2 separate regions of the Homo sapiens genome follow, and region 1 is linked to region 2. The links are chromatin contacts, found by Hi-C or POLR2A ChIA-PET in ENCODE. All regions are on one chromosome and are shown on one strand. Each heading gives the region's core, a stretch centred on a gene start or an enhancer-like site at or near the end of the contact. The rest is flanking DNA. Distances are from core to core; before and after follow the strand shown. Region 1 holds the start of SGCB (sarcoglycan beta). Region 2 holds the start of SLAIN2 (SLAIN motif family member 2).

The links. Hi-C counts contacts between places; a loop is a spot of excess contacts on that map. ChIA-PET counts read pairs that join two places held with the same protein, here RNA polymerase II (POLR2A). Pooled maps may share reads with other maps.
Region 1: a map of naive thymus-derived CD4-positive, alpha-beta T cell shows a loop between it and region 2 (13-fold over the local background). The contact joins the promoter of SGCB here to the promoter of SLAIN2 in region 2. A Hi-C loop is called at or near these places in 1 of 168 maps with a recorded cell type or tissue (naive thymus-derived CD4-positive, alpha-beta T cell) and 5 of 50 pooled maps. POLR2A ChIA-PET finds 5 or more read pairs at or near these places in 1 of 52 experiments (OCI-LY7).

Annotation. Positions count from the first base shown.
Region 1 is chr4:52,035,198-52,042,422 of GRCh38, forward strand. SGCB (sarcoglycan beta) reads right to left here and starts at 3,102. Exons shown (of 6, transcript NM_000232.5): 1 at 3,030-3,102. The coding sequence starts at 3,062. RefSeq lists an enhancer at 2,515-2,634 and a silencer at 2,875-3,314.
Region 2 is chr4:48,337,723-48,344,088 of GRCh38, forward strand. SLAIN2 (SLAIN motif family member 2) reads left to right here and starts at 3,807. Exons shown (of 8, transcript NM_020846.2): 1 at 3,807-4,406. The coding sequence starts at 4,018. RefSeq lists enhancers at 3,228-3,347, 3,754-4,667 and silencers at 3,498-3,837, 3,978-4,287.

The sequences.
Region 1 (7,225 bases), core at 1,852-4,351, 3.7 Mb after region 2:
TATTAAGCACTTTACGCTTAAACACTAATTCCATAGATAGGAATACAAAAGAACTATAGGAAAGGGTCCTTATCCTCTATGTATTAACAGATATGATTTGTGTACATGTTAACATAAAATATTTAACAATGCAATAAAGCACTCTGTATGTTCAGGTGCCAAAATCAATAGTCTAGGCAATACACACTGCAGAGTTCAAAGGGAGGAGAGACAGGATGACCTGGAGTTGTTAGGGAAATGGGGAGAAGTAGATGGGTCAGATATGGCAAGGCAGGGAAGAGGAAGTTGGAAAAGTAGGGCCAGGTTGTGAAGGTTCTTGGACAGCAGGGTACAAATTCTAGTCTTTATGTTCTATTTAATTGGGAGTCACTGGAGGTTTTTGAGCACAAATTCAGAGTGTTAAAGGTGTGGGCATTTGTACGAGAGAGAAGAAAGAGGAGTACCAGTAAGTAAGCTGCTGGGGATGTTGTAGTAATGGAGGATTGAGGTTAAGAGGACCTAAACTAAAGTGGGATGAAAAAGGAGAGATTAAGTAGATACTTTAAGAGAAGACTTAACAGAATTTGTAGTCAGGTTCCAAAAAAGAACCTCAGGCTTCTGACAGCCCTAACAGATGGGCAACTTAAAAGTGTTAGCCAAAGTTTGAATATAGGTCCACATAAAAGAGAGAAAGGACAAAATTCATCCCTCCTGAGACGTAGTCTTTACTCTTCTCTGCCAAACCATGCACATTACTGTCTTCATCTTGATGCATTTAACATTTATTGAATAGTTACTATAAGCCAGGTGCTCCAAGCTACCAGGATGAACATAGTGTCCACCCTCAAGGAGCTTAATTACAGGCCAGTCAGGTAGACAGACAAGGTGACTAACAGTTCACAAAGCATGACAAGTGCTGTAGTGGAGCAATGCATACAATACAGAAAGGGTACAGAAGAGGAATGCATCTCCACCTAGCAGGCAAGGGCATCAGGGAAAGTTTCTAAGAAAAGCTGAAGGTTGAGTTAACTCTTGAAGGATGGACAGGAGTTAACCAGGCAAAAGAGCTAAGAAGGTCACTCTAGGCAGAGGAAGAAGCATGGAGACTTTGAGAGGCAACCATCTCTGGGAGAACTAATTTTGGTCACTTTATGTGGATGGTGAGAAGGATAGGTGTAGGGATGAAGCAAGAAATACAATGAGAGATGTGCTTAGGGGCCAGTAAGCAACATAAATACCATGACAAGAACAATGGACTTTATCCTGAAGGCAAAGGGGAACTACTGAAGAGTTAAAATAGGTTTCCTATACAATCAGATTTGCATTGTAGTAAAATCACTCCAAAAAGAGATGAACTGGAACTGAAGAGCCTAGAAGTGAAGATATCAACAGCAGGTTTCTCTAAGAGTCCCAATGAGGTACTGACTGAGGTTTGACTTTGAAGCTGAAGTCTGGGGAAAGGTGTTAAGAGGTAGAACTGTCAGGATCTCGTGATTGTTTGGATATGAGTGTGGCACAAAGGGGTCGAAGATGACTCCCAAATAGGACTGGCTATATAATTTGTGGGGCCCAGGGGGAAAAGAAAATGTGGGGCTCACTGTTTAAATCTCAAGCCCAGGACAGCAGAACATTAAACCAAGTGCAGGTCCTTCTCAGCTCCCTTAAAATGGCCTTGGTCCTAAGTTTCTGGCTAGGTTAAACAAGTGAATGGATGGTTGTAGCCTTTTTAATAGTAAGTATGACAGAGTCCAGTTTTGAACATTTTTGAGTTTGAGGTGCCTATGGAAAATTCAGTTAAGTTCAGGGCTGGAGACGTAATGCGTAAATTTGAAGTGGAGACTGAGTAACGGATCAGACTGCCCCACTTATGTGTAAAGCAAAAATAGAACCAGATGGAAAAACAATCATCTGAAACAGAAGCTGATAACTTAGGCGGGAAATGAGGAAAGCCAAGGCACAATTTAAATACCAACTCCAAGAAGTTTTGTCTCCTTTCAGTTTCACTCATTCCTCTATGTTTTATTTTACTGTTACAAATCTGCAGCCTGCCTATTGTCTTTAGCTGATTTTTTCTGCATGTATTTGGCTGTATGACTTTAAGCTCCTTGAAGAGAGATTTTACGTCTTTTATCTTCAGAATGAGCCCTCCAGTGACATATATCTAATAGGTCTCTAAAAAGTTAATTATCTAAGAAAATCGTTCCAAAGGTCAAAACTTGACTCATTTTTTTCAACAATGTTTTAGAATGAGACTTTTTAAAGAGAAACTACTATAATTGTTCAAAGGAAAAGTAAGTTAGGTAAGGGGGAAAGTTACTGAAAATTATCTGTATTACAATAAATCACCCTAGCGATTACGTGTATGTATATATTAACACACACACATATGCATGTACATGTATGCATACGTATAACTAGATTTTGGGGGGATGAGGAGCCTTTTAAACCATTCTAAGTTACAAGTTTACAATGCAGGTCAGGAAATCTTGGATAAATCATTTTTAAAAGTGAACAGGAGATAGTTTTAGACTGGTGACTAAATCTTCAAAAACCAAAGCGTGAGGGGAAATCTGGGATGTCTGCATATTGGAGATGGCAGAAACAAAAAACAAAGATGGCAAGCTGACACCGGGGCAACAGCTGACCCGTTTCTTGTAAGAGGAGCCTTCTCGCTGGGGCTGCGGTTATTTTTATCCAAATCTCTGCTGGCGGCTGAACGGGGTACGTCCCTGGCACGTCCCAGCGCAGGCTTCCAGGCTGGCTCGACCGCCTCCCAGGCTCTCCGGAAGGAGACCCCTCCTCACCCCCTCCGAGGATCAGCCAGGCCGGGCCGAGCCCGAGGCCGCCCCTGGCTCCTGGTCCCTAGCTTGTGCCAGCATCCTCGGCGGGGCACAGCTCCTCCCGCCCCGCCCCGCCCCGATCGGCCCCGCCGAACCCAGACCCTGCGGCCCGCGCCCCCCGCACCCCCGGCCAGGGCTCCCGCGGGCCCAGCCGGCAGGACGCGGCCTCCCCCGCTCCTCCAGCCCGCGGCCGCGGCGGTACTCACAGACCTGTTCTGCAGCCGCCGCCGCCGCTGCCGCCATCTTCCCGCGCCCGCCGCCGCCGAGCTCCCCGCCCGACTGTGCCCGCCCCTCCGCGACCGCACCCTGCGCGCCTGCGCTTGCGCCCTGGCGGGGACTGGGGGCACCCGCTGCTCACACCCTCCCCTCCCCAGCCCGCATCCCTGACGACCCGCATCCCAGCCCTGCGGGCTCAGGCTCTGCGGCGGCCCCTGCACCTAGGACCTTGGCCTGGGGCGCGTTGTATTGCACAGGGGCCAGAAGGGGCCTATGGGGATTCCGCTCCACCCCGGGCCGCCTGCAGATTCCTCAGAAAGGGCACCCTCAAAAATCGAGGACGCTTCTCCCCTTCCCCTTTGTTCCCCATCGCTGAAAGATCGGTGCCATCCGGAGCTGTGAGGCTCTCTTTGTTTCTCGGACCAAGGTCTCCTTGGCTAGGGTGGGAGGGGCCGATATCGAGACCACAAGTGGACGCGGACCGGCGTGGTGACTGCGTGGGCAGAAGTGAACGAGTGGTCACTTAGGTGGCTGGAGTCTTGAAGACTGAGAGTCCTCAAGGAGGACGTTGAATCCTTCGGGCTGCTTGACTTCGGAGGCCTATGAAGTCTGATGTTTTTATCCTGCGATACTGGGGATGGATTTTTCATTTAGTGTTGGAGATAGTGTTACCATGTATATCCTCGGGAACCTAATTGAACGGACATTTACTGAACACCGGGAAGCCACTCAAATGTACGAGTTACTTGAGTAGACATTCATTGTTCCCTGTTGTAGATATAATCCAATAATTATTTTAGCTGAAAAAAAATGCAGTGAAGTCAATAGCAACTGTTCCTCATGTAGCTGAATCACTTCTAATAAGCACCTTTGGGCCCTAGTACTGTCTAATTCAGTGGGAGTCAGTACCTAGCTGGTCATCAGTCTCTCTGCATTTCTTTTTTCCTAAATGCTGGAACCACTTGACTCATATCTCTAGACTCACTCCTCTCTGAGTCTGTGGGACAAACATGCATTTTAGGCAGGAAAATTCTAAGTTAAAGCCCAATGATGCAGGAGTCAGCAGTAAGGCTCTGTGTTAATATTCTGCCTGTGGTCTCATTGATCAATTTGCACAACTGGGCTTTTAACTGATTCTGAGTTCCTATCTTCTAGTCCTTAATTCCTAAGCTTTGCGTTTTTCTCTCTGCTGGGAAAGTTCTTCTTCCCTGGCACGCGCACTCTTATTCATCCTTCAAGAACTATTCTATTCAAACGTCATATTTTCTCTAAAGGCTTCAGAGGCTCCCACAGATCTGTTCCTTAACTGTGTGCCTAGCCTTTTCTAGCACTTCAGATTGCATTGTATTTTTATCTTGTCTACCTGCTGATTTCATTCAAAAGATGGTGTGTTCTATCTGGAAGGTAGGTGTCTTACTCATCGTTTAATCTCCAATGTCTAGCACAGTAATTAAACTTAATAGATATCTTAGAAATCTGCCCAGTATCCCAATTTCTAAGCCCTGACTTGATTTTGCCAACCTCCCTCCCACTTAGGTGGTGAGATACCTGGTAGCCAATTTTCCTGAAACCAAATGCTCCTTTGGCTATTTGAATATCACCTTCTCTTGGATTCTTTCCTCATCGCTGATGTCCATCTCTGACAGGACATCCCACTATTCTTAATGCCAATTTCTATTCTCTTTTAAAGAGATCCAATTCACTCACATGACCACATTTTAATGTGGGTTATTTTCAAATGTACTATTGTCAGCCTTTTTTCCCCTGAAATAATGACATTTAAAGTCAACTCTGTGCCTGGCAATGCCTCTTTTACAAATGAAGAAATCAAGGCTTGTAGAGGTTAAATGGCTGACCATCTTTTCAACTCCTAAAGAGCCAGTATTGAATCTAGGTCCATCTGACTAGTCTTTGCTCTTTCTACCATACATCACAGCCTTTAATTTTGCTCTTTCTTTTGACTGTTGCATGATATTAGCATTTGGAAGCACAAAACACAGGTCCCCAGGGCTGGAGTATGAGTCAGATTATGAAGACACTTACACCTTTGTTCACTTTGCAGTGGTTTGAATAGTGCCCTGCAAAAAGGCATATCCAAGTCCTAACCTCCAGTATCTGTGAACGTGGTGTTACTTTGAAACAGAGTCTTTGCAGATTGCTATAGAATGAATGTTTGTGTCTCCCCTGAATATTTCACATGTGGAAATCTTAGCCCCCAGTGTGATGATATTAGGAGGTAGGGCCTTTAGAAGCTGACTTAGTCCACTTTGTGCTTCTATAACAGACCATCTGAGAGTGAAGAATTTATAAAGCACAAAAAATTATTTTCCCACAGTTCTGGAGGCTGAGAAGTCCAAGCAGGTTCAGTTGTCTGATGAGGGTCTGGTCTCTGTTTCCAGGATGTTACCTTGAACACCTTGTCATCCTGAGGGGAGGAATGCCAAGCCCCTATGACCTGAACAGCTCTCAAAAGGCAACACCACCCAATGCTGTTGCATTGGAGATTAAATTTCCGAACATGAATTTTTGGGGACACATTCACATCATAGAAGGAAATGATGGGTGATTAGCTATCACTATTCATGATTAGTTCTCATGAATAGGATTAGTGCCTTTATAAAATAGATCCAAGAGAATTGGTTTGTTTCTTCCACCATGTGAGGACACAGTGACATCTATGAATCAGGAAACAGGCCTTCACCAGACACTAAATCTCTAAGCATGTTGATCTTGGATGTCCCAACCTCCAAAACTGTGAGAAATAAAGCTCTGTTGTTTATAAGCCACCTAGTCCATATTCTGTTATAGCAGCCCAAATGAACTAAGACAGATGTTTTTAAGGATCTTGAGATCACTCTGAATTTAGGATGAGCCCTTATCCTTATAAGAGGACAGAATGGCAACATACACTAAGATGATATGAACATAGAAGCAGAGATTGGAGTGATCACTCTACTAGGCAAGGAATACCAATAATTGCCAACCGCTACCAGAAGCTAAGAAAGAGGGATGGAGCAGATATACGCTTAGAGCCTCCAGAAGGCTCTGATTTCTTACTTCTAACCTCTGGAACTGTAAGACAACAAATTTCTGTTGTTTAAAGCCACCAAGTTTGTGTGTTACAAATACACACTTCAAGTTCAACACATGAAAAATTTGAACTCAAAACCTTTCTTCCCAATCTGGTCCTCCTGTGTTCCCTTAGTGAATGATATCACCATCTAGTCAGACACCTCAAAGTAGTTCTATACTATTTCTGGAATGATCTTTCTAAAATACAAATCTGATCATGTCACTCCTCACCCTCAAGCTTACCATACTCCAATACCTTTCATGATAAAATTTAAGCTCCTTATATTTGGTCCTTCACCAAATTTTGGTCCTTCACCAAAAGGTTAGAAACTTTTGGTCCTTCTGCCCCTTTCTAGCCTTGTTTCCTGCCTGTCCCACACACACATCCAACGTGACTACAGAGGAGTCAGGGAATCAGAGACAAAGTAATCTATCCCTTTATCCCTGTGCAATATTTGCAGCCCCCATCTGCTTGCCCGAACTCAAGTTCTTAATGGCTCTGTTCCTTTGCATATGTGGCTCTTTCTCCTTTTAATCTAGCTGTCTCTACTTGTCCACTAAAACTCAGATCAAGGGATATCTTTTCTGAAAAGCCTTTCTTAAACCTTCTCCCAATCATACATTTCTGATTTGTGTGGACCTCTCTGTGATCCCCAAGCATGCTGCTATTGTCACATCACACTATACTGAAATTTATTTATTTGTCCATCTGTTTTAGTTATCTGTGAATTCATGCCTCTCCAGATTCTTCCCATTTTTCAGAACCAACCTCAGTCCTACCTCCTCCTGACAATCACAGCCAGTCCTTATTCCTCTTTCCTTTTAACTATTATTGCACTAATTTGCTGTAACACCCATTTGATACTTAGTGCAGTATCTTGTTACTTTACTTTTCATGCATATACAGTTTGCTTCTGATTAGACTGAGTTCCTTACAAAGCAGAGGTAATGTGTTATTATTTTCCATGTTGCTCTAAGTCCTGAACACATTAAGAACCAAGTATATAATACATACTTAATAGCTCTGATGAATATTAAATTAATTTTTTCTATTGGGTAAAAAATATTACTAGCATCTAAGTATCTCTGACATCGGTATCTAATGCTCACCATACCAT
Region 2 (6,366 bases), core at 2,557-5,056:
ATACTTTTAGTGGTTTGTAATATTTTCCACTTTGTCAGGAGTTTCACTAAGAGCTAACATGCATGTAGGAGCAAGTTATGAAAATGGGCCACACCTGCTTAGAAAAGAAACAAATCCTTCTTCCAGCAACAAACCAAGCTTATCATAAAACACAACACCTGAAAAACTAGTTGGGCTAACTGTGATGCATACTTCAGACACCTACTAGCTCTGCTCCTTGTAGCTATATAAAAGTCACTCTTAGAGTGACTTTTAAAAACATGCTGTAACACTTCTGAGTCACCAGAGAAGACAGGGTATCACAGCTAACCTGAAAGAGGAAGATCCTGGCAAGGTTAAGGATAGAAAGGAAATATTCTTGTCCTTATGCTTCTCAGTGAGAACTTAAAACTCTCTCCTCAGCAATTCTTAAGGGCTGTTGGCTCTCAGGAGGTAGAGAGTGACCTAGTTTTGAGGATGACATATATGGTATGACATGTTGCTCTTTTGGAAGGAGAAAATATAATTTTAAAAGTCAACCATTCAAAATAATTACAAATTTCCACTTCAATGATTTGAGATATAACCATATTTATCTGAAATTCTCTTTTAGGAGACTTCACTTAGCGTAAATCCATTAACTCTCTCGTTCAAAAAACATGTATTGAGCACTTACCATGTACTAGGCACTGTTGTAGGCACTGTTTTAAGCACTGGAGATATAACAGTGAACTCTGTTCTCCTGCAGTTCACACTCTACTGGTGAGAGACAGGCAGTGAAGAAAAAAAGAAAGAAAAGGAAGGAAGGAAAGAAAGAGAGAGAGATGTGTCTGAGAAAAAATGAAACAGGATTAAGAGGATGGGGAATGACACAGATGCTATTTTATGGAGAATCATAATGAGGATAGTGAATTTAGGTGCTATTTGGGCAGAGACCTGAATGAAGTGAGGGAGTCAGTCATGTGATAACGTGAATGACAACCAGATCCTAGACAGAAAAGCAAGTGCAAAGTTCCTAAAGTAGAAACATGCTTGGCTTGTTTGAAGAAAATCAGGAAGGCCAGTGTGGTAGAGTGATGGGGAAGGTGTTAGTTAATGAGATACTTGCAGAAGTTGCCGAGTATCCAGAGCCCTATAGTCCAGGGAAAAGACTTTGAAGTATGTTGGGAAGCCAGTTGCTTCTGAGGATTCTGAGCAGGAGAGTAACCTGATGTGACTTACACAAAAGATCATCTGGTTGCCATGTACACAAGAGACTGTAAAGCAGCAAAGTGGAATAGCTCATTAAAAGAGTACCACTGTAATCTAGACAAGAGAAGATGGCAACTTGAATTAGAGTCGTAGCAGTGGAGGTGCTGGGAAGTAATTAGACATATTTTGAATGTAGAGCCAGCACGACCTGCTTAAAGATTGGATTTGGTGGGTGAAAGAAAGTGAGGAGTAGGGATTATCCTAAGGTTTTTGGTCTGAGCATTTAGAAGAGCTGTCATTTATTGGAATGGTGATGACTACAGGACAAGCAGATTTAAGCGTGTGTATATGCTGTGTAGTGTGTATGTGTGTGTATGAACTGAATGTTGTTTGATACTTAAGAGGCCTATTAAACATCCAAATATCTAAATTCGTGCCTGCCATATAGTAGATATATTCAATATTTATTGAATGAAAAAGGTAAGACATTGAGTAAGGCAATAGAATTTAAAAATCCAAGTATATCTATCCACTATGAACTTCTCTATATATCTAAGTATATTCACTCTCATGTTTTGCAACCATGAGGCCTCACCAGAATCCTTTACTTTTTCATCCTGGAAGAGATACTGGAGATCCTCCAACTCACGCATTCTAAAGTAAACTAAGGACCAGAGATTAGAGAGCAGCGATCAAGGTCAAGTGCATTTATGCTACAGCTAGAACCCGACATCAGGCTTTCTGATTCTTAATTCATTGTTCCACACTACAACAGCTTTTCCTGCCCCACAAACATTAGTGCTAACTTCATAATGTCCGGTGAACTGTTCTTTTCAAGGAGTATATTTGAAGGGTTCGCCTTATAGAAACTGACTAGTTGGAATCTATTTTACAAAGCATTGAATGCAAGTGAAAACTGCTACACGTGAAGTAGTCATGATTTTTAACCCTCCGGCAACAAGTTCAGACTGGTCAGAAAGAGCAATGATATTTAGATGAGCATTACACAGATAATATATATTACTTGACAATTATGTTAGCAAACAATCACATCCTTTGACTAGGTCTGTATAGCTAGAAAAATACTCGACTTATAGTTAGCCAGCAAACTTTTAACACAAATACGTTTTTTGCTACGAATAAATAGCTACGTGGTTTTAAGTAGAACTTATAGTCTACTTAACTTTCAACAAACCAAGTATTGAGTGTCCACTGTGTCAGTGTACTAGACATGGGAAGCAAAAATGAAGTGTCCTTAAATCAAGTAAACAGACAAAAACAAACGAAAAATAATTCTTAGAGAAAAAAGCAATTTAAAAAAAAGTGCAAACACCTATTGAGAACTATTGATCACGTAGTGCTAGAATATGCAGAATAATTAGATCTTTGTGGAATTGTTGGGAAGAGGTTTCCTGAATGAGAGAGTATGGGATTTAAGAAAAGAATCAGATATGGCAGGCGGAGAATATGGCACTAGAAAAGCTAAAGGGTAGAAGCAAGTCAGTCATGGCATGAGTCCACACTCAGGTGTAACAGGACTGGATCATTGTTATTAAACTAAGGGTGGAGGCGGCAACTGAAGAAAAGCTGCAAACACAAGCCAAAGCCGTTCACAATTGACCTCTGAAGACCAACGACTGTGATAATGTGATCAAAACAAAGCATTTAAGTTTTGTTTAGGTTTCCTGCCGCATTCTAAAGGCAGACTTCACATTCTTACAATTTTCTTCATTCTTCAGTATCTGTCAGCGTGTTTAACTACTTTTAACATACAACTTTTAAAAAAGTCAAGACACACTACGAGGAACTTTTTCCGAAGGAAGTGATCCAAAGAACAGAGTGTGAGTCAATAAACGGAGAAAGGGAGTAGAGAAGCGGTTTACTATCCCCCGCTTCCGCCCCAGTGTGCTGTAAACTTTAAGTCGGGAAAACTATGTTTTAACCGATGAGATAATGCCTTTAAAAGTGCTTAGCACACTGTCTGGCCAGTAGGAAGCACTCAAGAAATTATGATTATTTTGACCTTAGACCTCTCTTAACTGTCTGAAACTGGGGTTTCTTATTTTCAGGGGAAGAAACAGGACACAGGCAGTCTAGAGGCTCCTGCCAGCCGAGACAATCTCCAATTAAAAGTCGGCATCGATTAAATATTTGCTGAACAAAGTAAACTGTCTCTCCACCGCCGGGCTGAGCGCCCACTCGAGATCCGGCCCGGAACAAGGGCGAGACTGGCCCGCGGGTCCCACACTCCCTGTAAGGGGTGGAGAACACGCCCACACGCCCAGACCAACAGGCGAGGCTGTTCGAGGACCTTGTTAGCCACCTCAGCCCCGCCCGCCGCGAGCCTTCTGCTGGCCTCCCGTTCTGCAGGGACCCTCCCTAGCCAGCCCGGCCGCGTCCCACATCCGCCGACACGCCCCTTCCGGCCTAATCCCCGCCCCTCAAGCACCGGCCCCGCCCCATAGGCCCCGTCCGTGGCCCCGCCCCGCCGCGAGCTGGCGCCGGGTCCTCTCAGCGCCCGCCGGCGGCCGCGTCCACCCCCGACGCTCTGAGGTCACCGACTGGGCCGGCCCGCGGGGGGCGGAGGGACGGAGGGAAGATGGCGGCAGGGGCCGGATATTGGCGCCGCCTCCCCCAATCCCGGAGCCGGCGCAGATGAGGCAGTTCGGCTGGGGCCAGCGGCGCTTTGGAACCCGAGGTGGGGGGACCCTGGCGGTGGGGCCTGGTCCTGCTATATGCCGGCGCCTCGGCTAGAGTGAGCGGCGGCGACGCCTCTTTCCTCCGTCTCTTTCCCTGTCGCTGCGAGAGCGAGCGGGCGGCGGAGGCGGCGGCGGCGGCGGGGCCGGGATGGAGGACGTTAACTCCAACGTGAACGCGGACCAGGAGGTGCGGAAGCTGCAGGAGCTGGTGAAGAAGCTGGAGAAGCAGAACGAACAGCTGAGGAGCCGCTCGGGGGCCGTGCAGGGCGCCGGCTCCCTTGGGCCCGGCAGCCCGGTTCGGGCCGGCGCGTCCATTCCCTCCTCCGGCGCGGCGTCTCCTCGGGGCTTCCCCTTGGGCCTCAGCGCCAAGTCGGGCGGCGGGCCCGGGTCGGGCCCGAGGCGGACGAGTAGCGAAGAGCTGCGGGACGCCACCTCCTTGCTAGCGGCGGGCGAGGGCGGCTTGCTGGACGAGGTGGAGCCGCTGCGGCCCGACGAGCTGGAGCGCCTGTCAGGCTGGGAGGAGGAGGAGGAGAGCTGGTGAGCGCGAGGCGCCGGGCAGGAGCTGGGCGGGGACGGGCCCGGGGGCGGAGAGCGTCCTCTGAGGGTCCCTCTGGTCGGGCGCCTCGCTTTGTGTAGCCGGGTCCGCTCTCCTGTGGCGACTTGTGGTTTTCTTGCTTTGGCAGAGGGAACGTCAGCTGGAGTTGGGGGTTCGAGGCGTGCGCAAGTAACAGGGTTGTAGCTCGTTGTCCTTTGGATTGTGGACCTTCTGAGTGCTGGACCCTATTGGGGTCTGTGGGTTGGGGCAGCTTGAGAAGGGCTGTTCGCCTGGGGAGGAGTCGGAGGTGGGAAACTGCTTTGTAGGCAGGGATCCTGCTTTGTGTAAGATACTGGCTTTCGGATGGTGGCCCTGGGCATTCTGGATGTAGGAGAGGGGTCTGCTTGATGAGGTATCACCAGGTGTGGGGGTCAGGGGCAGACCAGAGTCGTCTACGTCTATGCAGCGGTTGGTGTTTGGGACCCATTTCTGGCGGGGATGGGGAGACCGTATGAATCAGCACTCCCCTTTGGGTAGTGGGGTAAACCTTGCTTTGTGTGAAGAGAGGGCAGAGGATGGTGCTGCTTTTTTTTTTTTTTTTTTTTTTTTGTTACTCTGTGTGAAGAGTCAAGGGTGGAACGAGCCCTGGCTCTTATTTTCTAAAACAAGAATTGAGTCTGGCGTTTTGCAGAGCTCTGAATTGACAGTTATCACATCCATCTTTCATTTCCACGTCCTTCTAGGGGCAGAGAAAAAGAGTCCTATTTAAAAATTTAAACCAAAGCTATATTGTCATAAGCCACTTCTTGATGAAATTGTGGCCCCCCCACCTTAATATCACTTTCATAAATAGGACATGGGAGGCTTTTCCTCTCGTTTTATTATAAAGATGTGTGTGGGCAATTATTTGTCTTAATTCATTTTTCTTAAAGTTTTAACTTTTAGCTAAAATGTCTCTGCTCTATTGAAATTAAAACTTCTAACAGTGAAATCGAAATCATTCATAGACTCTGGTATTGCAGGGCTGGAACTTTGCAGTGTTCTGAGGTAGTTAAGAGCTTTCCTGGGTTCGCCCCTGGTTTTGCCACTTACTAGCAGTATGACCTTGAGCAAGTTACTCTGAGGCTCACTTTCTTCTTGTATTTGATGGAGAAAATAATAGCACTTACCTCTATAGAGTTATGAAAATTTAGTAAGATAATTATGTATGCATTTAGCGCTGGATCTGGCACATAGTAAACTGTCTAAAACAAGCTGCTATTTGTTACTCTTAAGCCTAGTTACTTAAATCAAGAAACAGTTCTTATATGATGTTGTAGGAGATTCTGGTGATTCTTAAGTGTTGATCCCTGTTCATAAGGCAGTTATAGTCTTGTTGAGAACTAAGTTTTGTGCAGTTAAATAAACTAGAAAGTGTACAGTGAATTACCCAAAGAGTGATAGAACAAAGAGTACTGACAGTGCTCAGTAACTGGGAAAAAAATAGTAGTCCAAAGTAGTTGGGCCAGACTTTGAGGAGGAGGTGGCTTGGAGTCTGAAAGTGAGGAAAGAGCGGGAAGGGCATTTTATGCTCTTGACAGCTACAAGAGCAGAGTCAGAGGTATTTGTAACTCTCAGGAAGATTTGAGTAACAGAATTACTCTTGAGTATATGATGACATACCTTTATTACCAAGTGATATCAAATATTAGAGCTGACTGTGGTAGTGACAGTTTTTGATATAAATGTGAAATTGCATTCTCCCAAAGGAATCTTGGGTATGTATGCACTTTAAAAGAACCCAGAATCTTGTAAATATTGTCACATGGCTCTTGCAAGTGATGATAATAAAATGATGCTCATAATAATGAGGATTAGCTGCACCCATCAGCCCATTTTAGATTATGTATTATTAGAACACATTGAGTCCACTTGGGGAAGCCGATTAAGTCTTTGGCTGCTTTGGTTCCTGAGCATGAGTTT